Linked DNA regions of Mus musculus: all the other regions are linked to region 1. The links are chromatin loops, found by intact Hi-C in ENCODE. Cell type or tissue: gastrocnemius. All regions are shown on one strand. Links, peaks and the distances in the headings refer to the core of each region. The heading gives the core; the rest is flanking DNA.

What was found. A loop is a pair of places that touch in the nucleus more often than their neighbours do. Peaks named below come from ENCODE experiments on the same cell type or tissue, not always from the same donor. Only the 100,000 strongest peaks of a DNase experiment are listed, where the experiment ranks them.
Region 2: a loop joins it to region 1, with 6 times the contacts of the local background. A loop is called at or near these places in 10 of 42 quality-filtered maps.
Region 3: a loop joins it to region 1, with 9 times the contacts of the local background. A loop is called at or near these places in 23 of 42 quality-filtered maps.

The regions. Positions count from the first base shown.
Region 1 is chr13:94,935,996-94,947,010 of GRCm38, forward strand. No RefSeq gene overlaps it. Among named protein-coding and RNA genes, the nearest start is that of Wdr41, 35 kb to the right of the region's middle. In gastrocnemius, for the core only: a CTCF peak has its summit at 5,453 (motif pointing left); DNase peaks (open chromatin) are centred at 4,272, 5,449 and 7,937; H3K4me3 peaks cover 881 bases.
Region 2 is chr13:94,375,970-94,386,984 of GRCm38, forward strand. The region is part of intron 1 of Ap3b1 (adaptor-related protein complex 3, beta 1 subunit); the gene reads left to right. Among named protein-coding and RNA genes, the nearest start is that of Ap3b1, 23 kb to the left of the region's middle. In gastrocnemius, for the core only: a CTCF peak has its summit at 5,914 (motif pointing right); no DNase peak of the experiment used is centred there; H3K4me3 peaks cover 974 bases; H3K27ac peaks cover 1,376 bases.
Region 3 is chr13:94,555,325-94,566,339 of GRCm38, forward strand. Ap3b1 (adaptor-related protein complex 3, beta 1 subunit) reads left to right here. Exons shown (of 27, transcript NM_009680.3): 27 at 10,281-10,992. The coding sequence ends at 10,434. Among named protein-coding and RNA genes, the nearest start is that of Gm32305, 140 kb to the right of the region's middle. In gastrocnemius, for the core only: no CTCF peak of the experiment used is centred there; a DNase peak (open chromatin) is centred at 4,883.

The DNA.
Region 1 (11,015 bases), core at 3,424-8,423:
CTTATGCTAGGTTCTTGTCTGCAATAATAGCAGAATGTCAGCAGTGTCACGGGGCTCCCTTTCTTGGCATGGATCTCAAGGTGGGACAGTCATTATTTGGCCTTTCATTCAAATTCTTCTCCTCCTTCTACTCCTGCTCATCTTGTAGCCAGGACAAATTGTGGGTCTAGGGTTTTGTGGATGGGTTGGTGCTTCAGTCCCTACACTGAAAGTCTTGCCTGGTTACAGGATATGACTGGTTCAGGCTCCATATCCCCCATTGCTAGGGGTCTTAGATAGGGTCACTCTTTCCCTTGTCCTAAGTTTCTAGCTCATTCCAGAGATGCTTCCCACTAGATACAGTTGTCTCTCCCTCCCCTCCCCTCCCCTCCCCTCCCCAGTCCCCTCCCTCCATCCACCCCAATGCTTAATCTATTTCCCTTTCAGGCATCTCTCCTTGGGCCCTCCTTGTTACTTAGCTTCTTTGGGTCTGTGGTTTGTTGTACGTTATCCTGTACTTTATGACTAATATTCACTTATAAATGAGCACATACCATGTTTGTCTTTTTGGGTCTGAGTTACCTTGCTTAGGATGATATTTTCTAGTTCCATCCATTTGCCTGCAAATTTCATGTCATTATTTTTAATGGCTGAGAAATACTCCATTGTCTAAATGAAAATTTCTTTATCCATTCTTCAGTTGAGGGGCATCTAGGTTGTTTCCACTTATTGGCTATTATGAATAAATCTGCTAAGCACATAGTTGAGCAAGTGTTTTTGTGGTACGGCTGAACATCTTTTGGATATATGTCCAGGAGTGGTATAGCTGGTTCTTGAGGTAGATCGATTCCCAATTTTCTGAAAAAAACGACCAAATTGATTTCCAAAATGGTTGTACAAGTTTTCACTCCCAAAAGCCATGGAGAAGTGTTCCCCTGCTCCATATCCTTGCCAATATGAGTTGTAACTTGAGTTTTTGATCTTAGACATTCTGATAGATATAAGGTAGAACTTCTGAGTCATTTTGATTTGCATTTCTCTAATGATTAATGATGTGGAACATTTCTTTAAGTGTTTCTTGGCCATTAAAGATTTCTCTGTTGAGAATTCTGAGAAGATTATGTTTACATATTTAGGAATATGTAAGCATGCATAGATGTATGTAGCAGTAATTAATAAAAATGAGGCCACAAATTTGAAAGAGATCAAGGAAGAGTCTAGGAGAGGATTTGGAGGGAGGGAAGTGAAGAGGAAATGAAGCAATTACAGTCTCAAGATTAAAAAAAAATTAAAAATTCTATCTGGGTCTCAATGCAAGGGACGGTACCTAGTCTTACTGCAACTTGATACGCCACGGTTGGTTGATATCCATTTCTGAAGAGAAACAGAAGAAGAGTCGATTGGAGGGCAGAAGGGGAAGTGAGGAAAAGGGAGAGAATTTGTGGTTGGGATGAGGGAGAGAGAGGGAGAGGGGGGTGGGGAATTTATTAAAAATTGCTACAGGGTTATTAAGAGAACTAAATGACCTAATACAATGCCTAGGATGCAGTAAGAATTCAGTGGTATCATGATAGTCTGTTGACATATAGAGTGTTTTGACATATTCTGAGGTAAATATTTTGTAAAATTTGTAGTTCTTTCCTTCATGGCATTTACAATCTAGGGAAAAGTTTATGGAAGGATAATTTTTTAAAAAAGCACAGTACTAGTTTAAATCAAAACAGAAAAGCTTAAATCGTAGTAGACAATTATGGTGTTAGCTTAAATTCTGACAGGAGAGAAAGAAGGGAAGCAGGAAAGGAGGACCTGAGGCAGCTGCCAGACTGTCAGCTTGAGCCCGTCATTAGAGGACAGTAGTGTTGACACACCAAGGCAGGGCTGCTATTCTGAGAACATCTAAACCCATCCTGATGGGTACCTAGAGACCTGGGGTCAGTGCAAATGGATTCTGAGTGTGTTTGTTCAAGAGAACATCACAGAGAGCTTGAGCATCAAGTCTCTGATTCAGTTAGCCAGGGTGACCAGGGTGGTGCAGCCTGCAAGGCTCCCTCAGGCACTGCGAGTGCCTCCAGCATAGGAGCGGTGGCTGAGGTTATTCCAATGTCTAGGTTTGCTAAAGGGAAAGCTGGAAGAAGAGGAACCTGCAGCCTGGTGTGGAGGCTCACACCTGGAATCCCAGTACATGAGAGGTGGAGACAGAAGGTCTGCCATGAGTTACAACTAGCTTGGGCTACCGTGACCCTGTCACCCGCACAAAATAGCGTGGGATCTCATATGATACTTATCTAATGAGCTGCTAGGAGATTTGAGGCACAAGGAAGGTAGGCCGCTTGGGATGCGGGATGCTTGAGTAGAGGCAGTGACAAGTCATGCGCACATCTCAGTGGAGTCCATGAGGGTTTAACCAGTCTCTTCCACACACAGAAAGTGAAATCACTGTGGGGCAGGGGGATGATTGAATTATTTCAGTCGGTGGTTTACATGCAAGCAGTCTCAGTGACAACGTGCACATTGGTGACATAAGCAACTGACAGGTCCCTTTCCACCGGGATGAGGGAAGTTGCTAGATAAGTAGGCAGTCTTTACCCTTTACACAGAGCCGCCCTCTTCGCCTTTAGAGCTGCCCTGAAGAGAGGTATTATCATGCATATTGTGTAGATGAGAAGACTCAGGTCTTCCTTGGTTAAATAACTCACACAGAGGTGCATAATTAGGAAGAGGGCCAGTGGGACTTCTTTATTCCAAATGCATGTACACTTTCTGAAGCCTGTTAAAAGTTTCAAGTGTACAATCAAGGCTGGCAGGAAATAAGGATTTCTCACTCAGATAGACAAAAGGTGGTTGGCTGAAAGTAATATTTGTTGAGATTTTTTTATATTAAAAATTTCATTTAAATTTTGCATTCCATTCCTTATTCCATTTTAATGTACAAATAGTGGTTTTCCTTATTTGTAAACAGTTTAAAAATTTATATGTACATATAAATTCTATATGTTTGTGTCATACTATATGGTGATTCAATTCATGTAAAAATAGCATTTTAAATGACTTTATTTCCCCATCCAAGAGAGCATTCCATGTTTCTGCAAGGGCTTGGGATATTCTCTGGCAGACTGCTGGTCCATCTTGAAAGTACAGTTCGTGTCCCGAGCGGTATGCAAATGACAAAATTATATTAATAAAAGATGGCTGGAATGCACTTAGAAGCAGTTTCCTGTGGAGTCATTTCAAACACTTGTATGAAATGCATAACGTATCTCATGGACATGCTTTATCTTATTTTCCACAATGGGCTGTAAGCTCCTCGAGAGCAAATACATCCATTTCATCTTTAGCACCATCGCCTGTGCCTGACACACTTTGTATTCTCAGAACGTGTTGAATGAATGAATGAATGACCACAACTTGGTAGCAATCTGCAGATTGAGGAAAATTTAAAACTATCGGCATTTCCGGTGATTCTGTCATTAACATGAGAAGGCTGTAGCAATAGTGCTAAGTGGTGTGTTAGCCTAACGCTTAGAGGTTCAGAGAAAAAGTAGTTCTCAGAAGATAGGGATTGCTTTTGGAGGAGCTGGCATTTGGCGGAGCCTTATGGGATGCATACGATTTGCTTACATCAATGTTCTCATTCTAGGTTGGCTACCCTGTTGGTGTGGCTTGCTTCTGACTAAGCTCAGCTGAATGTAGAAGGCAGAGCTCACCTGTGTTGTTTTCTTTACTGTGTATGCAGAATATCCTTCAGTGGCCAAGATTCCTGGCAAAGACGAACCACCAGCCATCTGGTAATATTTTGTCTTAAAATTTATTTTTCTATACCAATTATCATATCATTTTGCATTTCCTTAGAAGGAAAAAGTTTGGACATAGGCAATTTTCTGTTGAAGACACCATTAAGTAACAGAATTTATTAACAACTGCAATTGAACCAAAGGACACATCAACTGATGGTTAGTTCCCTGCCACCAAATGAAGATATATTATCAGTATTTGTGTTAAATATTCCATTTTAACAGTGTAGATACATATTCATTAGAAGACAGATAGCCCTAGAGCATGCACTTTGGGATACTTGTTATTTTTGCCAAGTCTGCACGGGTTTGAAAACTCGGCATTACCGTCTGTGTGTAATCTCAGAGTCTGTCATTCACATGTAGAAAACTCACCTCTCTATTTAGCCTGTGGCTGGCGAGAGATAGACATTTACAGGGCCCTCTGCCCTTGAGCTGTTCCATTAGTGCATGGAAAGCACCTTGCAGCCTGTGACAAGCGCAGCAGATCGGCACTAAATCAAAAATCAGTGCCAGCCAGGGATCTAAGCCACCATGAAGGTCACAGCCATCAACTGCGTGCCATCTCAATCCAGACAAAACACATTGGATACAGGGGGATTTTCACAACTCACAATAGGTGACAAACACCTCCTGTTAGAGCGAGTGACACCAGGGGGATGGCCTTTTAAGCACTTTTGACTTTTTAATCAAACTTTGGAAAAGCTGGAGGTGATTTTTCATATTTAAAAACCAAAAAATGCAACAAAATAAAAACCTCCACAGTGTGGTGCTGCGGTAGTGATGGCTGTGGTAAAACAGGTTTCTGTTGTTCTTTTCTTCACGTGTGGTTTTAGAAATCATTGGCTCTCCATAAAAGTAGTTTTATTTGGTGTCCTGTCTTCAAAACTGTGTCGTTGATTTTTCATGAAATAAACACTTCGTTCTTAAACTCTTTCTGCTTACTCTCATAGTTTCTGCTTACCTTCGTATTAAGTAGGAGATGCATTCTCATCTTTGGTCATCTGAGTCTACCCTTTAGTAAGATTTTGTTACTGTACAGTGAAAGGTTTTTTGAGGAACATGAACCTTTTTATTAAAAAAATGTTATAGCTTTAATTCTCTTTCACTTTCAACTCAGGAAATAATCAAGGAGGAGTAGCTCTCAGATTTAAGTAATACATCCTCGACTTCATAGATTTTCCTTGATCTCACTCTGAGAATTGATTGCCTATAAGTGGGAAGTGTTGGATAACTCAAAGCACCGTGCCAGACTTTTCTACTGTAACTCGGAAAATGCTTCAGAGAATGAAACCTACAAAGTTGCGTTTTCATAACTGAACTAGCACAGTAATATGATCTGACTGAATTATAGCACACTGTTAGAGGGAATGAGGCAAAAGCTTAGTCTTTCTAACTTTGCTGAAAGGTCTAAGATAAGGGATTTATGTATTTTTATACTAAAATAACCCTTTTGTAAATGCTGCTCAGCAAAACAGCAGAGGCAGACGACTACACTTGAAACCCTCTTTGCAGTCTGATCTGTTCAGAGAAGTGAAGGCTACTTTAAAAACAGGTCATTTGAGAAGTAGATCTTGAGACTGGATATTTCCACCATTGAGTAAATTTGTGGCGTATTTCCTGACAGTGTAAAGCCATAGTTCAGCAGAGATGTATGCAATAGAAGAACGCCACCTGCTGGCAACCTCTGTCAAGCTCTCAATTAGGAAAACTGGGGGACTCAGCCTGCACACTAGGAGAACACAAAGTTCCTTGGGAGCATTCCGGTTTTTTCCTAAGAAATTCACTTTCATTAAGGCAATGCACACCTTTAATATACATTATTCATTTTAAATTAACTTGATTACTAATTTTATGGAATCACTAGTTAGAAAAGCTTTGGAATAAGCTCAGTGGGCATTTTCCCCCTTCCCAATTTACAAAGTTTTTGTGTTCATCATTACCAGCAGTCAGCTAGTGGGTCTGTTCTATTTAAAGGCTCTGGCTTTTCGCTTAATGCAGCCCATCTGTTTCTGAAATAAATTGCAAGAATCCGTGTTTAATTTTAATCAATGTATTACTAAATATGCAAATTATATTAAAAGCCGTGGTTTGAAAAAGCTTTCATTTGTAAATATGGTAGCTTAAAACAGGAAGCATATCTAAAAGCCATTTAGCTACAGTAGCCTAACTCTAACACTGTGGCTGATTTATAAAGCAGATCACAAGTTGATCTTTCTCCCACAAGGGGATATGTAAAACTGTTGCATATCAGATTTTGTTAACATCTGATGGACTACTGCTAACAGTCTAAGAGACTCATACTTCAGCAACCATGTCTTTCACATTTAAATTAAGGTAATCTTATTCCATTCTACATCTTTCTAATTTTTTTACACAACCTAACATATGAATTTGCGTGATTGGTTTATGAATCACAGTTAAACCAATTTGAGCAAGGCTTTCAATCAATCTTAAATTTTTAGTGTCTAATTTACTTGTGATTTACATAATTAATTGTGGAAGGAATCCTTTGGGAGTCTCCCTTCTCCCCCTCTTCTCTGTCTAACCTTGTGTCTCATCCATGGGCTACACAGCCCGGGAGTGATGGAGTTCTTTCAGGTCTGCTAGATGACATTTTAGGAACCCAGAATAATGTGGTGCATTATCCCCTCTGATCTGCCTGGATTAATTTAAATTAAGTTTGTTATCTGCAAAACAATTAATTTAGTATGTCATTGAATTGTGTAGCATATCGTTTATTAAGCAATAGCCACAAGGAAAGCTTTTGGAGTTCTTCCCCATATCCAGTGCATGAGTATGTAGGAATACATATATACTCATAGTGAAATACGGGATCTGTTGCCTACATATCGTGGTCCTGGCTTCTGTACGTTTCCTAAAAACGCCAAGTGGTACCCTTGAGTGAAATAGCAGGAGTCTTGCTAGCTTATTGTTAGCACAGTAGTTACTAACAACAAAAACCTATGAACTCACACTTAAATAAATTACAATGAAACAAAAGTAATAAGCAAATAAAAGTATCACTGTCTAGTTACTGTATCCCATTTAGTGGGCTTGATGTTCTTGCGGCTCTTTGCATCTGTCTTTTGCAGCCGTAGAGCACAGATACACTACACTGGTGTGCTGCTGTGCATTTCCTACCTGTTCTACATCTAGGACCATCATATTGGCCGTGGGGAAGCATTTACACCACCGAAGCTAGCAAATGCTACAAGCTCACTAGTCCTGCCTTATGTAGAGTTGGCTCTTCAAATCCCACTGCTGCCTTTATTCGTAATACTGCAGGGCCACCCCATCCATGCTCTCCTGTTATTTATCCTTGGGGACTAAGCTGAGAGAGTAACAACAGCTGACTATATATACATAGCTCCAAAGAAGAATTAAAACCATTTTGATAAATTTCAAAAACTAAGTGTGATCCCTACCATCAGACAATTTGAAAAATACAGAAGTTTTTTTTTTTCCCAATGATTTTACTATCATAGATGAAGGAGAACATCGAATAGCCATATGGTACTAAGTAGTCTCTGTCTTCCATATTGGCTTAGTTACTTATTGCCTTGGGGCTACCAAGCAATCTAAGCTTGGAATGTGCTAGAAAATTGGTGAAATAAATTATTTCAAGAATATAAGTAGTAGAGTCATTCCATAGGTCATCCTTATTAAAAAATAAACTTATTTCTCTGTGGAGCAGATTTATTAATTACACCTCAGAATGCTTAATAATGGAAAAATTTTAAGCTCTGCTTGTGATCTTCTTCCACACAGCTACTGCTCTTCGAAGACCACACCTCACACACAGGCTGGTTACAAGCCCCAGGCTCCCTGGCTCCCACAGTACACTTCTGCTTTCCCATGCCCACCTGAGACCAGAGAGACCAGAACTCCCTGACTCTCCAACCTCCTGGGAGCACACTTCAGACGCTAGACTGGATCACTGGGCCAGGCATGTTAGAGGTCTTGAGACCTTGGACTTCCTCCAAGCTTGTGTGTAGCCCTGCTGGTGAATCCAGATGAACCCTTTCTCCTACTTGTAGAACACACGGCTATTACCATGCATGTGCTCTTACTGGAGAAGCAAGAGGACACATAACCAACATGCACCTGCGGCGCATGCGCAATGCTCCTCGTGCGTCCTGACTCGCACAGTACCTTACAAACTAAAGACACATAAAAGCACTGCTCTTGGAACGACGCCCATCACAGTGCACAGTGGTTTATGAGGCTAAACCCATGCCCCACAACTGAGCCGAGGTCTTCAGGTATCCCATCCATGGACTGACACTCAGTGCTTCTGGTACTGAAGTTTGAGCCACACTAAATTGAGCCAAGATCTGAGAAGCAGAAGGTGTATCACAAGCTAAAAACAAATGACCACTTAACTCATATGTACCAGAACGTCTCATCCAGCAAACTAACTCCAGGGACAAACTCTAGTAACATGAAAAGCTGAGAAAAACGTCTTTCAAAAATTACTAGTTCCATAGCAAAGGCCGCCAATGACAGTGACTTGGATGAAATTCTAAGGGATGCAAAAGAATGGTATAAATATGTTAACGGATCTCAAGGGAGACTTAAATGTACCAGTGAATTCAGAGAGGACACAGGTCATACTCTGAATAAATTCCGCCCCCCCCCCAAAGAAAACAGCAAACAGGGGAAGGAGACAAGTCCATTCGTGATATGAAAATAGAGCCAAGCATAGAGTGGGGAACACTGACGAGAACACAGCTGAAATGACCTGGGAACAACAGTTTAGGAAGAGCATCAGTACACAGCCTCCCCATAGAATGGCAGAAGGAAGGGCGTGAGCCTAAGGCAGAGGATTTGGGTCATTCAGTTAAAGTCAATGGCAAATTAAAAAGAACAATGTATGAATGGAATATATTAGGTCTGTGGGACACTGTAAAAATACCAAATTTATAAATTATGGTCATAGAAGGAGTATAACTTTCAGGCCAAGGAACAGAAAATATTTTAAATCAAATCATAGAAGAAAATCCCCCAAATCTAAGAAGACCTATTCACGAGTCATACTGAAGACCAACTGGAAAGGAACACAAAAGAGACTGACTCTCCGTGTCTCGTTATAGGTCAAGGCAGAAAGAGAGAGTGCAGTAACAGTGACTGGGCTCCAGGCATAGCAAGAACCTTTAGTGCCAGCCCTCAGGAGGCAGACATGGGCAGATCTCTGTGAGTTTGAGGCCAGCCTGGTCTGTCTGCATAGTGAGTTCCAGGACAGTCATGGCCATACAGAGAGACCTCATCTCACAAAACAAAACAAAACAAAACAAAACAAAACAAAAACCAACCAACCAACCAAACAACAAAAACAAAGAAAAGAACATACCAAGGAGGAAAAGGAACAAGTCATATAAAGGCAGGCGTTGCCAAGCCACAGCTGAGTTTTCAAAGAACTTGATAAAGGTCAAAAGGACATGGAAGGATGTTTTTCAAATTCTAAAGGATCACAGTTACTAACCCAGACTACCTTACCCAACAAAACTGTCAGAATGGAGGGGACAGAACTAGCTGTGACAAAGGCAGCACATGTCCAGTGAGCTGGTTCTACCGAGAATGCTGGGGACATGTGAATAAAAGACAATGGTAAACATATCCAAAATTGATTTAAAAAATTATTGTAAGACATTTGTTAGGCAAGCGAAGACTAAGAAACCCCAGAACACCACACAAATTCAGGAATTAATACACATCTCTCAACAATAACTGAATATTCACGGGCTAAACTCCTCAATGAAAAGACACCAAAGATAAAACAACAAATCTTTCTTTCTGCTGCATACCTGACCACTAAAAGATAAACTGTCTATTTAAAACACTGAATACGAACAGACTCCAGGGATGTATTTCTGACAATTCTTGAGCTAGCAAGTCCAGTGTCAGGGCATTGCCGACTTCGTGCCTGGTGCAGACTTCCTACCAGTAAGAGTTCCTTACTGCATCACCCACGTCCTAGTACCACAGGGATTGTGATTGGGCTTCCGCTGAAGAATCTGGGGCAGACACGCACATCTGGGTCAGAGCAACCACCCTGTGCAGGGTTCTCTGCCATCTGGGTAGTGTTCTCTGCCATCGGCCACTAATCCTTCCTCCATTCACAGAGACTGCCATTCCAAACACTTTGTACAAATGGTGCCTGACCGTCTGCTACCTTTGAGGTTGTCCACCACCTCAAACACCTAGTCAGTGTACTTCTGAGACTAATTCAAATTGTGTAGCTGTCAATAGTCTGCTCATTTTAATTGCTTAGCAGTATCCCATAATGTACAAATCATAATTTCCTTAATTGCCTGTTGGTGCCAGCTTTTTCTCAATTACAAATAAAGTTACTTACACAGTTATGTTTAAGTTTTTGTGTAAAAGTAATTTCCTTTTTTTTTTTAAATTTTGGTTAGCCTATACAGAGTTTCATAACTGTCAAAACTATTTTGTGACTGCCTGCCATTTTAAATTCCTGTCACTAGTAAAATATGAATAAGTTAGCTTCTCTGATCTTTTGCCAGTATTAGTGTGCTATTATTATTTTTACACTTATTTATTTTACCCCCCTTCCATGTATATGTTTGTGGGTGTGCACACATGTCATGTACACACACCCATTCACACATGGGGCAGGGGGCGCAGACACCTATAGAGGTCGGGACATCTTGCTGGAGTTGATTCTCTCCTCCATCTCTCCAACCCTTGTACATTATTATTTAGTCATTTTGATAAATATACAGTGATATCTCATTCTGGTTTTAATTTCAGGTTTCTTACTGGCCAGCAATGTTGAGCATCATTACCGTGGTACATACAGGACTACATGTGCCACATGGAAACGTGCTGGACTCCATAAGTCCATGGATAGCTATCAGCAATTCTGAAAAGTCCATAGCCACCATTTCTACCAACTGTTCTTTGTCACATTGTCTCCCAGTCTGTCATCTGATTTTACCTGGTTTCCCAGACTGCTCCATGTCTCTTAACATTTCTTTTACATTTCTTCTTTGTCCCTTTGTCTGCTTCATTTTGGATAAATTGCCAAGTTTCATCTTCTTGTCCAACATGAACCCTAGACTGGATTAATGCAAGTCCACATTTTAACAAGGGAGTTGGAAGTTCTTATGAATATTTGTGCCTCTCTGGGCTCTGCCAACAGCAGCCAAGAAGGCTATCACCAGACAATGACTTCTGTCTCTTCAACCAGAACTCAGAATCAAAATAAATCTCTTTTCTTTA
Region 2 (11,015 bases), core at 3,443-8,442, 560 kb before region 1:
TTAAAAAAAGAGTTTTAAAATTAATCTAGCTTTGAGTTGGCATATCTCACTAACACAGTTGTAGAAACTTAGATTTGCCCTCATGTAGTTTATGAATTTCTTGGAGGAAGAGTGAATACTAATACCCAGCCTTGATGCACCAACTGACTGCTTGGCATGTGTGTGTTGATGCCCATCTGTTACTGTGGCATCATGCCCGCTATCATGGTGGCATGCCAGTAGCAGCGAGGCGCAGGAGCCAACAAAGATGAATTGTTTGGATGGGATACACCATTCTGTAATACTAATTAATTTTGAGCTGATGAAGCTGCATGAGCTAATGCTAACCAAATACAGCCCAAGTACAATCAGTGAAAATAAAATGCACTTTGACTTACAAAGGGGTACATCACACACATTGCAGACTGCCACTGAGAATAATCACCATCAGTGTTTACTATGGTTCCAGCAATCAGCTTTCTTTGTATAAATTTTAGAGCTTAAAAGAAAAAAAAAAAGCAATGTTTTTTTATCGTGGTAGAATGTGATTAGCAAGGAAGTCATGTAACATTGTTAATTACAGAGTTTATACGACTTGTGTGGTTCTTTACAGTATTGGATTTGAAAATAAATTTTGTTTAATTCTGTGCTTTACCAATCCCAGCCCTGTGATGGCGTGCTAATGAAAGCTGAGCAAGGTCAGACATGTCCACAGTTTGTTTTCTGTGCTGGCTTCCTTATTGGTTACTCGGGAACAATAGCAGCTACCTGCACTTCATCCAGACTTTGTCTCTCCGAATGTGACAGCAGAATAAGGCGTTAAGTTATGGAAAACGCTGGGACTTAGTTACATGTTATAAACACATGATGTAGACCTCCATTTGTATACTGTCACAGTCAACCAGAATGAACAAGTTCTTAAGTATCTTTTCATAAACCATCAAAGGATCTTATACAGACAGACACACCATTCTTTCTGCGTCTTCCTTTTTACTTAATATATTTTGGAGATCTGTCCACATTAGTATATGAAACAAGTCCAGTCTCTAGCCACAATACTGTGTGCCTTGAGGTTGGCTAGTCACTCTGCTCTGGAAGGATCTGATCGGTTTCACTTTTGTCACCTATAAGCAGTTCTGCAGTATATATTTTTGCACACACCGGGTGTGAGTTTATCTTCTTAAAGGAAACGTTTTTAGGGCTGGAGAGATGGCTCAGTGGTTGAGTGCCGACTGCTCTTCTGAAGGTCCCGAGTTCAAATCCCAGCAACCACATGATGGCTCACAACCATGTGTAACGAAATCTGATGCCCTCTTCCGGAGTGTCTGAGGACAGCTACAGTGTACGTACATTAAATAAATAAATAAATAAATAAATAAATAAATAAATAAATAAATATTTTAAAAAAGGAAACGTTTTTCGAGGTACTCTTGTAAAGTCAAAGTGCATTGAACATCAACTCGTGGTGGGTTTTGCTGAGGTACCTTGTAGATGATGGCACCAAGTCCCGATGACTAGCAGTAAAGCCTGCTTGCTTTCACATCAGTGTCAAACGCTGGCCATCCTTGAACTAAATATATAGTATTTTAGTAGTTCTAGAATTTATGTTCCCATTTTTTTCTAATCTAGCTCTTTTAAAAACTCATTCCATTGTCTTCTGCCTTCTGAAGTCAGCATCAGCGTCATGGAAGACCTGCCTGCCCATCTATATAAGTATTATTGGGACATAGCTGTGCCCCATCATGCATTCTCTGTCTGTTTCATGCTGCAGTAGAGATGAATAGTTAGACCAGGGATGGTGTGGCTATTAAAGCCTAGACTTTATTACTTGCCCCTGTATAGGGAGGTTTGCAGATGTGTCTTAAGGCAGTGTGTTTCATTGTGGTGTCTTTAAGGATGGTTTCTCATTGTTCTATCTTTTTTTTTGGTTTTTCGAGACAGGGTTTCTCTGTATAGCCCTGGTTGTCCTAGAGCTCACTTTGTAGACTAGACTGGCCTTGAACTCAGAAATCCATCTGCCTCTGCCTCCTGAGTGCTGGGATTAAAGGCGTGCGCCACCACTGCCTGGCTTGTTCTATCATTTGACTGATGCACTTAGCATAACTTTGTCTTTCCTATTTCCTAAGATTTTTAAAGTATGTGACTTTAGGTCTTTCTGAGTTTGGGAGAACTTCTTCAGTTATTTTTGTACTTTGACTTCTAACCTTGCTTTTGGTTCTAATTAGAGCTGCATTAGATGTTTGGATAGCATAGAATACATCCATGCTGTTTCCCATCCTTGTCTCTGTCTGAGCTCTAATTTGCATGTTTCCTCTGGACTGGCCTTCAGTTCCGTCTGGTGTTAAGCCTGACCAGAGTGCTTCCAATCCGAATTCTGTATTTTCAGTTCTGAATATTATAGCCAGTCTTAGCCACTTTGGTGGATTCTTCTTTCTCCCACCCTTTATCTCCCCTCCCCCAGCTTTCAGCCCTTAGCACCGATAGGAGAGAGAGAGAAGGGTAGGGAGGAGGGAGAGCTGGAAACCTCTGAATCTAATTTCTTTCTTCTTGTTCTTGGAGCAGCAAACTGCAGTCACCCCCTACCTCCATCAGCCAGCAATCAGCACCCCGGCTGTTGGGGCCCTAGCATTACTGCACCCTCTGAAAGGTTCCCAGGATTTCAGACATCACACAGTCGCAGAAACTGTCTGCAGCTGGCAAACCCACGCCTCAGCCAGAGCACAGAACCATAGCTGCTGCAAAGTAGAAGTGGCCCCGTCTCCCCACATGTGGGGATTAAAGCAAAAACTTCGTCTTACAGTACTTGTGTGTATTATCTGTCTTGTCCATCTTTTCTTGTGATTTGTGACCATATTATTTAAAGTGTCTACTCGGTGACTCTGGAATTGGGCTCAGCTATAGATGGTCTCTGCACTTCTCTTCCTCTCAGATCCCTTCACCATTTAGTTTCTGTCACTGCCCTCCTGTTCCACCTCGCAGTTTAGTCAGATTCTGGGTTCTTAGGCTTGGTGAGTCCGTCAGCCCATCACTGAACTAACTATGCTAGTCTCAGGCTCTGTGCATCATGTGCTGTTTTCGCTCTTGGCTCTCCAGTGTATCGTCCTGTCTGTATGGCCGTTCTGTGGTGTAAGCCCAGGCAGCCCTGGGTAAGAGAGTTGATAGTTGCTCTTCTCTCCAGGGTGCTCTCTGAAGCCTCTCCCTCCCAGGTGACATTCCTCTTGCTTTCTTAGACTCTTGGCCTGTGGAAATGTGCCAGCTCCTTGAAGGGAGTGTGCTGACAACTTTGTGTACCTATGGGTGGTTTCTTCCTCTTTGATTTTGCTCAAGTTTCAGTCACTCTTGTGGCTGGATTTCAGTATTTGTCACTTCAGTCACAATAATTGCCTCTCTGGTTCTGTTCTTCCCAGGGGACAATGCACTGAGGGAACCAACTGATGTGGAGGGATGGCGGCCTCTAAGTCCTGTCTGTATCTGTCCTGTGTGCGCTTCCCTATGGCTTTAAAAATGGCTGTTTTCTGTGGCAGTTTACAAGGTGGTTTCATGACAGGAATTGGAGATCCTTATACTACATCAGTGTCCGTGTTTTAGCAGTGTGTTTCTCTCCTGCCCCTCCTGCTCCCTCTCTTGAAAGGCCCTATCTGGTCACAGCCCTGTTTCTCTGTAGAGTGCGACCACTCTCAGGCTGCGTCCCTGTTCTCTTCTGCAGTCTGTCCTTTTGTTTCACTTCCATCATGTGCTGCCTTCTGACATAATCTGCTCCTCAAGTGCATTTATTTTTGTTTTTATTTATTTGAATATAATTTCAGGAGGGATTCCCCCCCTCCAACCTCGTTTTTCTTTTGTGTGTCACCAGTGCAAATGGGACATAATGGAGGCAGGCCCTTCAAGATGGAAGCCAGTGTTCATTTGTCTCAATCTAGAGGCGTGCTCTGAAGGATTCATGAGATTGTACACTGGCTTTTTAAATGAAGATATTGTTGTCCTGTGTGGGAGAAGTTTTAATAAAAAGCAGGGATAAGGGAGTGCCTGTAACGTGTTCTCCTTTAGTCCTGTACACAGTATTGTAGAGAAAATTCTGTCTGTGCCTGGTTGATTGTGGCTTGAGAGGCGATGGTGGGTGACTGGCTGGTTAAGATTCCATCAGTTGTAGCTGGAGTTTTGCGTTTTTACCTTTTTGTATGTGGTAAGTGAAGGACACATGCCTGAAGCTGTGCAAGGCTCTGACCCTAGGAAGGGGAGGCAGACTGCAAGCATCACCAGGCCCTGTGCTGTTCCACAAGCATGTCAGGAAGGCCCGGAGCCTTGGCTGTAGCACTGCACCCTGCTCTAGTTCCCAGCCCCTCTGCAAATCCAGTCACATTTGCCATTTGCCATGGGGAGTTGTGTATTCCTCTTAGGAGTTTTTCAAAGCCCAGGTTTGAGAGTTTTCTGGCAATCTTGGGAAATGTCCTGTCCTCCCTGCCCCCATTTTAATATCTCCTATTGTGGTACAACTCTGAAGGAAGTCACAGTCCCTCAGCACTTGTGCCACGTCCTCATTTTTAGATTTAAGTCTCAGGTGTTGCTCTTAGTGGTGCACAGCTCTTGAACTGTTTTGAGGGAAGGTAATTGTGTAGAGCGACTTGGTGATGATTACTGGTACATATTTCAAAAGACGTAGGGAAAAAGGCTTGGAATATTTTTAACACAGAGCAAGTGGATGCTCGAGGGGCCAGCGAGTTGGTAAAAATCCTTATAGCACAAGCCCAGGGATCTGAAGGGGAGAAGCAACTTCTGAAAGGTGTCCTTTGACCTCACCCGTGCATGCGCAGACACACACCGTAAAGGAGGTGTTCACAGAGGTAGCTACATCAATGTCTTTACCCTGTAATCCCAGCTTTAGAGAGGCAGAGGCATGAAGATCTCCAGTTCCAGGCCACCCTGGCCTGTGTGGTGACAGTGTTTCACAGACTGATGACAGCTAAGACCCGGATGAGTATTACGAAGTTGTTGTAGATATACTGAATCTGCCATGGAAGGACCACTTAGTCTGTGTGCAGAGGGCACACACATATTGCCAGCTGCTCTATAGCTGCTTTATAGCTGCTTTATAGCTGCTAGAATGACCTCTGCTTGTATGAAGTTTTAGAAAATACAGGGTCAGAGTGGTAGCAACCCATCACGATGTTGGGGAGTGAGAATCTGGCTGTAAAGGTTGTGGGCAAGGTTGGAGGGAGTGTCCTGTGGTTGATGTAGCTAGTGATTGCAGGATTTTACCCATGTTTGAAAACTGAACAAAGTATACTCTTAGAATTGGAGAATGTTATAATAAGTCACACCACAGTAAGGCTGACAAGTTAATTGTGTGAGCTCTGCTCTCAAACTGCTAAAGAGCTTTTCTTTCTTTGAAAAATTCCAGTCTGTCATGGATGAACACTTCTATAAAATTCAATAAAAATAAATTACTAGAAAAATACAGTGGAAAAAGTATGTACAATACCACCCCATTTTTATTGGATTCAATAAACATAAAATTATACTGTCAAATTACTCTTCCAACTTTCCAAGTATGTGACTTTGAGTGCCTCCATGTGTCTAGGTAGTACTTTGAGTGGCACTGATGAGCATGGTGCCTGCTGGATTTCAGTTTCCTCTTTGTTTATACTGCTTTACAATGAGTGGAGGAAGAGAAGGAGGGGTCAGGAGTAGTGTTGTAATAAGTTCTGGGTTTCAGATTTATGAAAAAGAAAGTCCACCGATACTCTACCTCCCTCCCAGGTTGTCCTGCGTGACTCGTCCCATGTTGCTTTGGGCAGTATTCTGGTTTATTCTGGTAGAGTACAAGCGCCTTTCCCAGTCCAAATGAGGTTTGCTTTAGCTTTTCAGCAATGCATTTCTTGTTCCTTGAAACTTTTAGGCTTATTTTGAATGGGATAGAACAGTTATACCATTTAACACCACAAGATGTCACTTATGTAAAAATAAAGTCAGTTCCCTCAGATTGAGGGTAAGTGAAGAAGCAGGGAAAGAAAAGGAAGCCTGCGTTTGAAGCAGATAACACATGGTGTTTCAAATACTGCTAATTCAACGTTATTTCAAACAAGTACCTTGAATTTATAAACATTTCTTAATTTCTAAGTGTCATGTAGTAACACATGGTCCTGGTCAGTTTTGAGTACACACTCTGAAGGCATTGACTTAGGAGCAGGAAGAGACAGTGCATCCGAGACTGACAAGAAGGTGTCAGCTCTTTTAATCCTTCCTGTTTTGGTGACAAGCAAAGGGGCATTGGGGAAGGCACTATCTGGGAAGTCATAGTGACAGATTGGGGCTTGGGGAAGTTGGGCACTGCCTCTGGCTGAAGTAGAGCTTATTTCTGTTCCCTTGGACCTGAGAGTTAGTAGCTCTTCCCTGGGGCAGCACCAAAGGCATCCTGATTTCTCGGTTTTAGTTTTAGAGAACAGGACAGGACATAGGGTGGCTGAAAAGAGGTCCTTGTTTGCACGAATGTAGCAGGGACTAGCCAGGCTTCCGTTAGGACCGAGCAAGGTGATGTCTGGGTGAGTGGTAGACAGGTCCTAAAATTGATATTTCTTCTTCCTCATTGTCCATTTCTCTCTCCAGGTAACACTGGCGAGGAAAGTTCTGGAACATTCTTAGGGAAAAGGAAAGTGAAACCAAGGAGAAAGGCTTCCCCTTTTCTGGCATTTGGGTGTCTAATCATTTCTTCTTAGTTCCTATCTATTTCTGTTTTGTGTGTGTGTTTCCTCAACAGGAATACAATTTAAAATGTTTCTTTTAGGTTTTAGTATTTCCACTTAGTATCATTATGTAAAACGAAGGAACAGGACAAAGTAGGAGGAGGAGTGGCTTGAGATGCCCTGTTCCCCACCCACATCACCACAGCCTTCTATTTGTCTCTGAGTTTTGAAGAGCCTGAGATGTTAGAAAAGGGGATTCTAAGTTTACTACAGTGAGATTTATAGTAAATCTTCAGAGACAGTTTTTCTTTTAAAATATCTATTTCATTTTGTGTGCATGAATGTTTCTCCTGAGTGTGTGTTTGTACCATGCGTGAGCCTGGTGCCCTCAGAGGTCAGATCCTTAGGACCTGGAGTTACAGATGGCTGTGGGTGGTGGGAATAGAATCCCTGTCCCATTGGAAGAACAGTGAGTGATCGTAACCAAAGAGGCATCTCGCCAGCCCCAAACATTTGTTTACTTATTTGTTTGGGGTGGGGCACGCGTGATCTGTAGTGTGCATATGGGGGTCAGAAGTCGGCCTTCTGGAGTCAATTCTCACCTTCTCGTGAGTGCTGTGCTGAGTGTGTGCTCCAGGGTGCCTGACCACAAGCTTCTGCAAGATCCCCCTCTCTGCCTCTGTCTCACCATGGAGTGCTAGGATTGTAGATGCACGCCATCCCTGCCAGCTTCTTATGTGGGCTCTGGGGATTGACCCTGGCTATCAGGGCTGCATGTGTCATGCCTTCACCCTCATCGAATGCCCAAACCATCTCCTCAGCCTCGCAGTTTTTATACATAGTTATTTCTACTATCTAGTTAACATAAAATACTGGTTATATTTTAGTTGGATTTTTAAAAAAGATTTATTTATTATTATATGTAAGTACACTGTAGCTGTCTTCAGACACACTAGAAGAGGGCGTCAGATCTTGTTACAGATGGTTGTGAGCTACCATGTGGTTGCTGGGATTTGAACTCCGGACCTTTGGAAGAGCAGTCGGGTACTCTTACCCACTGAGCCATCTCACCAGCCCTTAGTTGGATGTTTTAATTACTGTAGTTTTTTTTTTTTTGTCTCCTGCAAATGGTCACTACTATATTTAATATACCATTTGAAAAGTAAAAGTAAACTTTTTTCATAATAATTCGCCTTGCCTGTATTCTCTCTGGGGAAAAGTAAAGTGTGTAGTGTTTCTTTTTTAATTGTTTTGGTATGAGGATAGTTTTTTTTTTTTTTTTTAACATTTAAACCCTGCATTAGTTGTCCTAGGTTACAGACACTGGGTGAATTAACCAACACAAACTTTTGAAGGTGGCAAATCAAGCTGTCAGGAGCCTTGTCATCAAGGCCTCTCTTCTGGTTTGCTGTGTCCCTGCCTGATCATTTCTTGCTGTGTGTGTTCTTATTCTCATCCCTTCTTAAAACATAGTTATGACTGGCATACGGCCCACCCACAGGTCCTCACGTTAACTCTGTCACTTCAACAAAGGCTTAACTTCAGGGTGAACCTCACGCTCATTTCTTCTTCTTCTTCTTCTTCTTCTTCTTCTTCTTCTTCTTCTTCTTCTTCTTCTTCTTCTTCTTCTTCTCCTTCTTCTTTTTGGTTATTTTTAAAAGATATATTTTATATATTAGTCGGGGCTCTTTAGAGGAACAGAGCTTATAGAGTGAGTCTATATGTATATTTAGAAAGGGCATGTATTAGAACAGTTTACAGGCTGTGGTCTACCTAGTCCAACAGTGGCTGTCTATCAAGGGAAGATCCAATAATCCAGCAGTTGTTCAGTCTTTAAGGCTGGATGTCTCAGTTGGTCTTCAGTATACATCAGAATTCTGAAGAAGTAGGCTCTAATGCCAGGAATGGATTTGCCAGCTATGTGATAGCAAGTAGGCAAAGAGTGAAAACTTCCCTCTTCCATGGTCTCTATGTAGGCTGCCAGCAGAAGGTGGGGTTTCTTTTTATTTTATTTTTTATTATTTATTTTTTATTTTTTTAAAGATTTATTTATTATTATACATAAAGTACACTGTAGCTGTCTTCAGACACCCCAGAAGAGGGCATCAGATCTCATTACGGGTGGTTGTAAGCCACCATGTGTTTGGTGGGATTTGAACTCAGTACCTTTGGAAGAGCAGTCAGTGCTCTTGCCTGCTGAGCCATCTCACCAGCCCAGAAGGTAGGTTTTCTTGCATCCAAAGGTCTGGATTAAAAGTATATCTTCCTATTTTAAATAATTTAATTAAGAAAACAATCCCTAACAACTGCATGGGTTTTAGTAGATTCCATAGGTAGTCAGGTTGACAACCAAGATTAACCATCACAATGTCTAGAGTGCTTTGCCCACAGATATGTAAGTGCGTTGTGTGCATGTCTGGTGCCCTTGGAGACCAGAGTTGGGCATCAGATCTCTTGGAACTGGAGTTAGGAATGTGTTTAAGCTTCTGGGTAGGAGCTGGCAGCCAATTGCTAATCCACTCTGCCTTCTCTCCAGCCACGCATGCATTCTGAGTGTGTTATTTGACTTGTAAAGTGTTTTAAGCCTGAGGTAAGAAGGCCGGATGCCTGAAGTGCTGAGTTTCCCCTGATCTGTGTTTAAATGCTAGCTGAGAAGGGAAGGTCTTGGGAGTTGGTTCTTTCCTTTTGCCAAGTAGCTCCCAATGAATGAATGTAGGTTGCCAGATTTGGTGTGGGTGTCCTTAGCAGTTGAGTGTCTCACTGGCCCCTGAGTGTCTGTCTCACTGGCACTTTTCTGGGGCTGTCATTTGGTGGGTGAATGTGTTGCATTCAGGAGCCATGCATTTCTTTTGGCTATATTTCTTTTGGCTATATTTCACAGTTTGCTGTAGACTGTCAGACTGTAGCTCATGAGCTGTGACAGTAGTAGTGGTGGCTAGTTTCACTTGTCACCCTCTTGGCCAGTACTTCTTAACCTTCGAGTTGCGACCACTTCGTGGCTTGCTTCGAGTTGCGACCACTTCGTGGCTTGACCGGTCTTTCACAAAGACTGCATATCAGATGTCCTGCATGTCAGATATTTACATTACAATTCATAACAGTAGTAAAATTATTTGTGGTTGAGCCACCACAGCATGAAGAGCTGCATTAAAGGTTCACAGTGTTAGGAAGGCTGAGAACCGCTGCTCTAGGCTCTGTGCCCCGACAGCTTCTTTCGGAAACTTGAGAGCTTTCTTCTGATGAATTAAAATGGGATTCAGTGACTTTAATTCTTGAATAAACATGAATGTACAGCCTCATTTCAAAGTCTGCAAATCAATGTCTCATCTCATATGTCCTTCTTGGGTGTGATTTCCATTGTCTTTAGAACTAAATGTCTTGTTTAAACCAATGGATAAGGCGCTGTAACGCTACTATCCATCCTACAGAATTAGGATTTGATGTAACCAACTGTCCACGTAAGCCTTATAATAGAAATGTTTGATGTATGTGCATGCCCGTGAAATGGCCATCACAGGTGCCAAGCCTTTACATCTTAGACATCAGACCTTTCCTATGCTCCCTGTGCCCTCTTACATAGTGTCCCAGTTGACATGGTGGTCCAGTTGCCATGGTGTCCCAGTTGACATGGTGCTCCAGTTGACATGGTGCTCCAGTCAACATACAGGTGCCTTTAGAACTGTCTTTGGATTACAAGCACTAAGCCCCGCCTATCCTCTTGGGTTTGCTTTCTTTGACTCAGAATAATGATTCTGAGAGTTCATTAACCTGTTGTTGCCTGCATCAATAGCTAGTTCTTTATCATTACTGAGAGACAAATATTCTGACATATGGCTTAAGACACATTTTGCTGATGGACACTTTGATTTTTTCCAAGTTCTTTATTATTATGAAATGACTATTAATAGATTCACTGCAAATATTTTCGTAAGTCATCGTGTGGATATGCGCTTTTTTTCTCTTTGAGGAGGAACGGCTGAGTGGTATGCAAGTGTATACTTAAATTTGTACCAGTTTCCCCTTTTCCTACATGATCATATCATTCTATGTTTCTCCCAACAATTGTGAGAATTTTGGGTGCTGCATGTCCATGCCAGTCGCTTCTAGCCCTTGCGGGTGTGTAATGATACCTCACTTGGCAGTTCTCGGAAGAATAAGGATAATTTTTCAGGAATTTATGATATTGTTACGTCTTTTGTGATAATGTGGATACTTGACTCTTACCTTTTAAAATGTAATTGTCAGCTGAGTTATAATCACTGTGAAGCTGCTTCTTAGTTTTTATTTCAGGGTCCCTGTAGAGTCATTTTGAGTTGAAAGATATGCTACAGAGATGTCCTGTGTCCCTCACCATTT
Region 3 (11,015 bases), core at 2,160-7,159, 380 kb before region 1:
AATACGATACTGTTTTTGATTCACTATTTTCTTTGGCAGAGGCAACTCTAAAGGCTTCCATTTGGCCTTTCCAACCATAATAGCCCTCACTCTACAGTTCAGGGAACCAATATGAGAATTCTGCCAATTTCTGAGTATATCTATCCCAATTATACATTCTGGAACTGGGGAAATCACCACAGGATGTGTCCGGGGACCTACTGGACCTACTGTGAGTCGGACATCAGTCAAAACTCCATTAATCACCTGCCCTCCATAAGCCCCTACTTTAACTGGAGGGCCACAATGTTTCTTGGGATCCCCTGGGATCAGTGTCAACTCAGAACCAGTATCCAGCAGACCCCGAAAAGTCTGATTATTTCCTTTTCCCCAGTGTACAGTTACCCTTGTAAAAGGCCGTAGGTCCCTCTGGGGAAGAACTGGAGAAAGGGTAACAGCAAAACCTTTGAGTGTCTTATCAAGATCCTTCCTCAGCGGAACCTGGCCACCCCTTCATTCAAGGGGTTCTGGATCTGCAAACTGTCTCAAGTCTGGAAATTGATTCACTGGCCGAGATTGCTGTTTACCACGATCTAATGTAGCCTTTCTTTCATTTGGCTGTTTACCACGATCTAATGTAGCCTTTCTTTCATTTGTTTGAGAATTTTTCTGCTTATACAGATCAAACAAATATGCAGTAGGCTTCCTATGTATTTCATTCCTGGAAACACCATGATTGGTTAGCCAGTACCAAAGGTCCAACCGAGTCATGCCATTATAAATTTCACCTCTCCTGTGCTGACCATTACTGGGTATGTTATTATAAACATTCTTTTGTCTACGCTGTCCATTATAATAACTAGAATCACCTTGTCTCCGGCGATTCAATGCTGCCACCTGGCCCTTGTTACCTCGGAATCCAACTAAACCCAGTGAATTTAATTCATCTAATTGAGCAGAAGCATCTCCAATGCTAAGATCTGGCACAAGGAAAAGGGAAAGAACAAAACCCTTCAAATGTGCTGGTGCCCCTCTCACCAATTTGCGTCTTATAGAGCTAGTGAAAGGCATATCTTCTGGACCTTCCCATTGTGGACAATTATGCTTTACACAATATATCCACTCTAGCATTGCAATTTCCCTAAGTCTTAAAATCCCTTCATCAACACTAAGCCACGGAATATCAGGCATCTCCAAGTCATTTCCAGTAGGCCATCTTTTGATAAACACCTCAGCCAACCATTCAAACAAACTTTTGACACCTTTTTTAACTATGCGAGCTTCCGTATTAAACCTAGAATCTCTACTCAGAGGACCCATGTCAATAAACTCAGCCTGCTCTAGTTTTATGTTCCTTCCACCCTTATCCCACACCCTTAAAATCCATTCCCACACATATTCACCAGGTTTCTGCTTGAATGAATTAGCAAACTCATTAAGCTCCTTAGTAGTGTAGCGAATTTCCTCATGGACTACACTTTCTACCTCCCCTCTAGGAGCCTGTTTTGCTTTGAGTCTGGTTACAGGTCTAGAAGAAACTATTGGTGGGCCGTGAGCAGACTCTGCAAAATTAATTTCCTCATGTGGGGAAGGCATTATTTCAAGAGGTGGGGCTGAGGGTACTACTTCCTCAGGTGGGGCAAACCCTTGAGAATCTGAGGATTCAAAATTCTCAGCTTCAACATGGTCTTCCCACACATCCCCATCCCATGTTGTAGGATCCCATTCTTTGCCAATTAGAGCCCTTACTTTAACTGTCGACACACTCTGAGGCTGAGACTTGAATTTTCGCTGTAGTTCAGCCAACCTTACAATGAGAGTTTCTGTTTGATTTTCTGCAACTTGAGCTCTATTGCTACAAGAGAGAAGATTCTCCTCAAGGACACACTTAGCAACTTTTAGATCGTTTACTTGTGTCTGGAGCCTTTCGATTTTATCACACAACTCCTTCCTTTCATTCATCATTTTTTCCACAGATACTAAGAGCAGCCAGCCAGTAAAATCATTTTTCGATTTTTTCCCCATCTTGTAGAAAGCTTTGTGCACTGAATCACCTAATTCATTAAGAAAATCAAGGGCATTAGCTTCTTTAAGTTCGGAATATAGTTTCAACCATGGGTCTTCAAAATTCTCTGAGCTCCCAGGAGGGAGAGAATCTGGAGAGGTTTCAATAGTTGAAAGTGCTGGTGGATCAACAAGCCAATTCCAGAATTTTAAAAGATTCATCCTTGTACTTCTGTTACTCTAGAACCACTCCTGGTACCAACTTCTGTATTAGTCAGGGTTCTCTAGAGTCACAGAACTTATGGATAGTCTCTAAATAGTAAAGGAATTTATTGATGACTTACAGTCGGCAGCCCAATTCCCAACAATTGTTCAGTCGCAGCTGTGAATGGAAGTCCAAGGATCTAGCAGTTACTCAGTCTCACGCAGCAAGCAGGCGAAGGAGCAATAGCAAGAGCTAGACTCCCTTCTTCCAATGTCCTTATATTGTCTCCAGCAGAAGGTGGAGCCCAGATTAAAGGTGTGTTCCTTAACTCGGAGATTCAATCTTCTGGAATCCATAGCCACTATGGCTCAAGATCTTCAAACCAAGATCCAGATAAGGATCTCCAAGCCTCCAGATAAGGGTCACTGGTGAGCCTTCCAATTCCGGATTGTAGTTCATTCCAAATATTGTCAAGTTGACAACCAGGAATAGCCACTACACCATCCTAAAAACATTTTCTTATACCTAAACAATTTAAGCTTATAGCAAGATTCTTTTGACTATCTAGACTTCAACCCCACCAGAGACCTGAGAAGGAGTAAATATTACCTGTGTGTGCAGGAAGCACAGGGACGCAGCTTCCAAAAATTATAGAAATGACAGAGACAGCCAATTGCCTGGACAGTCCCAATATTCTCTGTAATGTTGGAGCATCTATCTTCAGCCTTCTGGCCCAGAACATCTGACAGACCTTGTGTGAAGCAGGAATTATGAAGGACTCGCTTACCCTGTATTGGCAGAACTTGGCAGTCAACTTCCCTGTGTTCATTTGTTCTTTTTGGACACGATGTCTGCAGTTGAAACATGCCTAGCTTGCCACAATTAAAGCAACTCGATATGGAGGTTATTGATAGTCATTATCGTCTTTTGAGTGGAGTGGGGGTACTGTTAGGAGCAGACCTGTCTCAATGTCAAAAAGCCTTAATTTAATAAAAAATTTTTTTAAAAAGCATGTTTCAATGCCATGTTCTGTGAGTCTCTGAGATTTGTGAAGACCATCTATTCATAGCATATGTGAACAAGCAAATATTGCCTGTCTCCAACTACCTATTATCTGTACAACACAGGATGCATATGTCTGTGATAATCCAGACTAGTATCTGACAAGACCAGGAGTTTGATTAACTTAATGTTATTTTGTGTTATTTAATTATCCTAAACAATTTTTAAAGGATTGGGACTCAACATTATATTATTAAATGAGTTGCATAAGTATAATACCTATATAAGAGTTGAAACATATATATGTATATATACATACACACATATATATAATGTTGTAACAAAATTAATCTTGCTTTGTATCAATATATAAAGATTTATACCAATACAAACCTTAAACCTATATCAATATACAAAATTCTGTACCAATGTAACAAAAATAGCCTCAATTTTGCATTAAAATATAAAGATCTTTGCCAATGTAAGATTATGACTATAAAATATTTTAAATTTAGAAGATTTAACAGTCCTCCCCTATTTGTCTAATATTTTATAATATTTCTATGATCTTCCTTTTTTACCCCCGCTCTCTAAGAGAAAGAAAGAAAGAAAGAAAGAAAGAAAGAAAGAAAGAAAGAGAAAGGAAGGAAGGAAGGAAAAGAAGAAAAGAAAAGGGAAAGGAAAAAGAAAAGGAGAGAAAGAAGAGGAAAGACAAGATAGAAATCCCTGAGTCTAAGCTCTCTATTTTGTTTCTTCCCTGTCTAAGACCATAATTACTTGTAAATCATCCCCTAAGACAACAATATATTTATTACTCAAAAGTGACCAAAACCATCCACCCCAATTTAAGCGATTAGGATGACAGTCTTCTTGTAATTGCTTCCTATTGAATTGGGGTGGGGGGGGGGGAAGGAAAATTAGAAAAAAAAATCATTAGTCTTTAAGAAAGCTAGCTATAGTATTTGTTGTCTAGTCTCTGTATGTTGAGAAATTGGAGGCGTAAATAAAGTCCCAGTTAGAACAGTCTGGAAGGCTAGACCAAGTGAGCTAGCTGTTGTGACGTTGTCCCAGAAGTGAGTCTTTAGAGGAAACAGTTTAAATGTAACTGAGGTAGGATCAAGGCAGGGACTGGAAAAGTGGGTCTCAGCATCTCAGCATCCGGAGAGTGAGTGTTGTCAGGGCTGCATTTTTGGTGGTTTTTTCTGCAGGTTTCAGTTTGGGTTTTTCCTTGCTTAGTGTGGTATGCTGTGGTGTGTTTTGTTTGTTTTGCAATACAGGCTTGCCTATAGCCTAGCCTGGCCTGGAACTTGCCCCAGCCTCCCAGATGCTGAGATTATAGGTGTGAGCCACCACATCTGGCTCCAGGGTACTGTTTTTGTTTATTGTTTTCTTTTCTCATAGAACCTCTAGGAGATTTAAATTCCATGTGATTTTTGAGGATTGTAATGCAAGCAATTTTTGCTTAGCCTGTGACATTGGCTGTCTCCATGCACACATTTCAGAAGCTCCAAGACTACTTCCAATCCCAATTTAATCTGTCCTGAAACGAGGGTTTATATAAACATTTTTTGATGCAATGGTATCTGACTGGGTCTCTTCTCCAATAAGATACCTTTTGAGTCCAACAGAGCTGAGAGTTGGGAAACAGGCTAATGACCGGTGCTCCTTCTGCTGGCGAGTGGTTGTCCACTAGAGGGCAGCACTGCTTTTGGATCTACTTGGGAACCCTACTGGCTCTAGGAACAGCATCTCATTTGAAAACAAACTTGGACCTCAGTTAATTTTACACATAATGACAAGCTAAATATTCCAGGCATAACCAGACTGCACAGCTGATTTTTTTCCCTCTAAAACATTCTGTATTTAAGTTTTGTTTAATTTCTCTTTTAGTTAGGTAATACTCTATAATGCTCAAGTTTACTAAGAATAAATAGATGTTTTCATATTTTTAAAAAACGAGAAGAAAAGAATCCCTCTGGGATGACAGTTTTGTCAGGGATCAAAGAAAGGGGCTTTCCTTTTGGCTTCTGTTGTTAACTCTGTCTCGTCCACACCCCACCAAGCAGGCAGACCAGACGTGCTGTAGGAGGGTGGCATCGTGTTTCCCTTAGGAAACACTTCAATTTTAGCTTTTTTTTTATACAAAGACTAGATCACTAGGCTGACAGTTGGGATGGTTTTTATCTACATCCTAATGGAAGTTTGGTTTTCTTACCTTTTTTTTTTTCTTCACCTATTTGCTAGAGAGATTCTTTCCCAGTGTTCCAGGTCAATTTTTTAAAAAACTTGTCTTGGATAAATTCTCTAAGTCTTAATCTCTTGTTAATGTCTCCCTTCCTGTTGTTGTATAATGGACTGAACTTTAAATGCCACTTAATAGCCAGCCAAATAGAACTCTGCACCATGCAGAGCCTCTGTCCGTTGTCCGTCTGCAGCGCCCTAGTGTGTTAAGCCGAACCAGTAAAGATTTACAGTGTTGTGTCCTTGGGAAGATAATGTTCCGGACCAGACGGCTTCGGATTGATGTGTAGGGCCCTACTCAAGCCAGGCTTTCTTACACATAACGACTGTGCGGCTTCATTACACATTTGTCAACTTTGGACTAATTATTTTTATACAGCTAGGGCAGGGCAGTGCATCCTGTGATCGTCTTTCTTACTAATAGGATTCTGTCTGCTTCAGCAGGCAGTAATTGAAGGCTTCATGTATGAGTCGGGGAAAAAAAAGTTTTAGCCTGAGTGGGCCATTGTCACAGTTTCTGATAACCAGTAGAACAGAAAGCAGGAGGAAATTGAACTCAGAATAGAAAAATCAGAGAGCAGGAGACTATCCAAGAGAAGACAAAAGCTTGTCGCCAAGCTGTTGTTGGGTGCAAGGAGTCTGCCTCTGCATAAGGAGCTGGCGTTTGTGGGTGCCCCAGGCCAGCAGGCGCAACCTCTCAGAGCTACTCACATTCATGTGCTGGCGTATTCGCTTTACAGCAGGTGAACTGCAACACATCCTGTCTAGGGGGAGAAAGGGAACATTATAGTTTATAGCCAGCTTCTGACAGATTTAAATGAGTTGTAGACAATATATTTATTCCGAATTTATTATTATGTGACCGGTTTCATCATTCCTACAGTAGTTACAAAATAACTTTTTACAAGAGTGCAGCACTTTTTTCTCACTTGGGTCACAACATGAGCTTAGTTGGCCTTTTTCTTGAATCTTATGAATTCAACAAAGATTAAATGTCAACTGCTAGAGATAATGGACAAGACATTCAGTGAGATGGCATACGGATGCGACCTAGCGTTTCACTTGCCGGCTTGTCAACAGTGGGTGCTTCTGTTAGAATGGAATGAGCATCATCAGATGCCGTCCTTTCGTCACATGGGGCTGTTGTGCACAAGGTAGCTCTACCCTGCCTGAGTCTCCCTTGTCCTCACTTATGGTGCCCAGGTTATCTATCTCCCGAGTTCCCTCCCTGATACAGCTCCATCCAAAAGGATTTATAGTCCTTATGACTGGGGACTTGAAAGGACTAAGCAGATGATACTTAACGTTTTCAGTCTCTAAGAACAGGGATAAAAATAGGAAGGGGAATTAAGTCAGGACACCTTGACTTACAGACCATTCAAAGTAAGCACATAATTGTGCAAAGAGAAAATCTTCCTTCAGGATTCTGACATAATAACAGAATCGGAAAATTAGTCTGTTGACTGATAAAAGCAAATATTGAGTGTGTTTTTGCATCTATTGAAAGACTGCATATGACCTGTATTCATAATGCCTTAGTTTGAGTGCCTGCTCTGCCATGCACTCGCCCTGTGTCTCAGGCAAATGCCTCCAGTTCTGTGGCCTCAACCTCCTCATCTCTGTCAGTCCCCTGCCTCCATGGGTCAGATGGAATTGTGGGAATGGTTAGCACTCACCTCTGGTCACATGGTATAAACAGCTACTTTATAGCAGTCAGAACTTCTGCCTCCTGAAAAAAAAAAATGCCACTATAGGACCTTGTTTAAGACCAAGTACTGAGGACCTGATAACACCCATCAAATTTAGCATATATTCACAATTAAGGTCTCTAATGATTGTTTACTAACCAGTATTCTTTTTTATAACTATAATTTTAAAATATGCTAATATATATAGCTTATTCAGAATTTAAATGATGAGTAACTTTGGGAAGTTTTTCTGCCTTCCACAGACCCAAAGAAGCCAATTGTCATCATGCTATGTTCCAATTAAATACGTTCTTTTTGAACTGTGAAGTGGGCGTGTCAGGACATCTGATCTCCTGGTCCCTGCTTTAAGGCACAGCTTCCAGCCTGCATACTGCCAGCCGGACACAGCCGCCTGTGTGTCTAAGGGGCAGTGGCATGGTTGCTAGGGTGCTTGCTTAGTGCTCTGCTCATTCTGCCGCTGCAGTCTAAGCAGACGCCCCGGCTTTCCTGTGCCTGATCTTTCAGGCAGAGAATTTTAAAACAGGATTTGAAAAACATGCCCAGGATACTGATTTTAATCTCTATAAACATACTGACATTTGTCTTTGCCTAGCCAGTGTTATTGTACATTAACTCTTTCCGTTGTTAATGGAAGAGAAATGAAGTGTGCCTTGGGGCTCTGCCGGCCTGACATTCAGATGGTGCTCTGTGTTCCCATTCAGGCATAATCTTCTCTGAGGTCCCAAGGCACAAGTGTTAAGTAAATAAAGGGACTAAGAAGACTGCTGTTGACATAATTATAGCCCTGTCAGATAGAGACCTCTGTTGAAATATTTGTTGAATGAATTACAAGTATGGTGACCAGATCTATGGGGAGAGTTGAGTAAATGAATGGAATATAGAGCCACTGTATCCTTGTGACTAGTTTAGCAAACTATAGAATTATCATTCTCCTATGAAGCTAAACCGCCTTTAAAGTTTAGACATGGAGGCTGGAGAAATGGCTCAGTAGTTAAGCGGGCTAACTGACTTTCCAGCGGTCTTGTGTTCAGTTTGTAGCATCTACCTAAGGTGACTCACAACTGGCTATGCCCTCAGCTTCAGGGGGCCCCAGCCCTCTTCTAGACTGTGTGGGCCTGCAGACACCCACACAGACACATAGGCATATTTCCTTTTAATTTAGACAAGATAAGTGCATTCATCTGTAGGGGTGATAAGAGATGAGGGAGTGGTATGTATTCTCACAAAGGGAAGAAGGAGGAGGTGCCCACAGTGCCTCACCTCTTGTGTGCCCATACAAAAATCAGATATATACATACATATATACATATATATAAATATATGTGTGTGTGTGTGTGTGTGTGTGTGTGTGTGTGTGTGTGTGTGTGTATACATACATATATATGGAGCTTATTTTTAAAAATGAAACAAAACTCCTTAGGAACATGGTTGTGATTTACACTCCTAAACTGGTTCACCTCTCTGTTGAAACTGTCTCTAATTCTTACAAGTTTCCAGCATGTTTGAGGCTATGCAGAAAATGGTTAGAAAGGTTGCTGACGCGCCTTGCTAACGCACCATTAGCTGGTGTTTTACTATGTGTTGTCAGAGCGCCGAGAATATTTTCAGCCAAGTGAGATGAGGATGGTTGTCTTGTTGTCGGTGAAGATCTCATTTCCATCGTTCTCTTTAGGCCAAACACGACTTGTTAGATTTTTAAAAAGAAAAAGAATCTAATGTGTTAGATAAGCTCTTGATGTCATTTTTTAAGACTCAAAAAAGAAATTACTTTTGATTTAAAGAGAATCTGCTTCCTGCTTAAGTGGCTAATATTTTAATTAAGTCGGGAGTGAAGTTTTTCTGAGTGTCTCCTGATAAACTCCCTCTTTTATGTTGATGGTAATTAAACAGATCCCTGAGGACCCCGCTGGCTCTGTGCGAGGCCCATGCTAATTGTCAGACATGAGACACTGACCAGTTGGTTTGCTCTTGAATAGTCCGCAGCATGCTGTCAGCTCGGCAGTTTTATTTGTATGTATTGTGAGCTGTTGTCAGGGCTAACTGGGTGCCATTGTGGCTGAAGATGTCGCGCAAATTGAGGCAGATGGCTCAGATTCAGACACGTGTCACCCAGAGAGGGGAAAGGGGATTGGCCCTGCAAAGTGGGGTCACAGCAGGTCACAGACCTGCTCCACACTTGTTAGTGTGTTCAGAAGCTCATGTACAGCAACTTTGTCTTTCTCCAATCATCCCTGCAATCAGACTCCCTCCCCTCAAAATGTGCAGGGGGCAATGGAGGCCTAGGAGGGGGTGCCAGCCCTCCTCTGAGGCTTGCAGTCCCCTGTGCATGCAGAGTGAAGTAGCGGGGTTGACAGAAGTCCGCTGTGCCTCCCTCCCTCCGGCAGCTTTCCAGTCGACTGCAGTGTTACAAGGCTCGTTTTGCTTTTAATTCCATGTAATTGGTAGCTTCTTCGTGTCTTGGAATTTAGTAATAGCACATTAGACCTCAAGTTGCCTCTATTATATCCTAAAGCAAAAAGAAGGATCTAATGTCCTGAATATTAAATGAGGCTACGGGGTGGCGCTCGGCTGTCATGTGACTTTGTTTCATGTCACCATTAACAGTAGAGATTGAATTTGAATATTTTACGTGAGCCACTGAGACTTAGGAAGAATTTTATAATGTATATAAAATTATCTAACTTCTTGCATCCTTTTCAGATATGAGGAATTAAAATTCCAAGCACTTTGAGAAAGGTAATAGTTCTTACTGTGTCTTAGAAATAAAACTATGGCAGTGCATTTGAAGCAGCCCTGTGCGTGGTGACACTTTAGCCGTCAGGACAAGGGGTGTTTCCTAAGTACAGCCTAATGGAGAGTGCCCACACGCTTCTGCCGCTCAGACTAATGAGGAGCATAGGCCTCCTTTGCGTGTTCCGTGTGTGAGATGCGCTCGGGTGGCCTGCCTGCATGTGGGAAGCACGGGCTGGGCAGCTGATTGGTTTTCTAAAGGATGCTTGGCTTTGGTGTGGAACGGTAAGGCTCCTTGAGTAAATCGCGTCATTAAGAAAAAGAGTTACTTTAAGCCTGTTTGAACGGATGCCGTCTGCTCCTCCTTTTCCCCTCTCAGGATAAAAGGTCTCTCTTATGTGTTTTTGCAGGTTTGCAGCTAGAACTGTGCACAGTGGGTCGCTGATGCTAGTCACAGTGGAACTGAAGGAAGGCTCCACAGCCCAGCTTATCATCAACACCGAGAAAACCGTGATTGGTTCTGTTCTGCTGCGGGAGCTGAAGCCTGTCCTGTCCCAGGGGTAACCTGCTTACATCTGGACTTCAGAATCTGGCACACAACAAAAGTGCCTGGCACCCACTGCTGCTGCCTTTCATTTATAATAATAGCCCTTCCATCTGGCAGCAGGAAGAGCGCACTCTCGACATTCTTGTCTCTGCTTTAGAATGCTGCTGTGTCTGTCATGTGTGCACTCCTCGCCCCTCCTCGCTTTGCTAACCAAAGAACATATATTTTACTGTCCATTTCCTCAGCTCCCCAGTCCGAGTAGCATTTTCTCTGCCCTCCGACTTCTTTTGACCTCATCTTCCTTCTGGGTTTTGAGAACAGTGGGTGTGAATCAGTGCTTGGCAATCGTCCTTCTTACAGCAGTAAGCAAAAATTAGCAAGGAACGTGTCCGCATGGCCTCTCAGCTTGGTATGTGAAAAGGAAATAGCATACTTTTTCAAAAATAAATAAATAAAAATGGCATCTCTGAAAATCCCATTCTTTGATTTTCCTGGTATTGTAATTGGTTATTGACAATTGTCATCATGAAATTACCCCTGAATAATCAGGTAAATAAAGGAGTATATGAATAGCATTTGCCTCTCCTAATCCTTACTG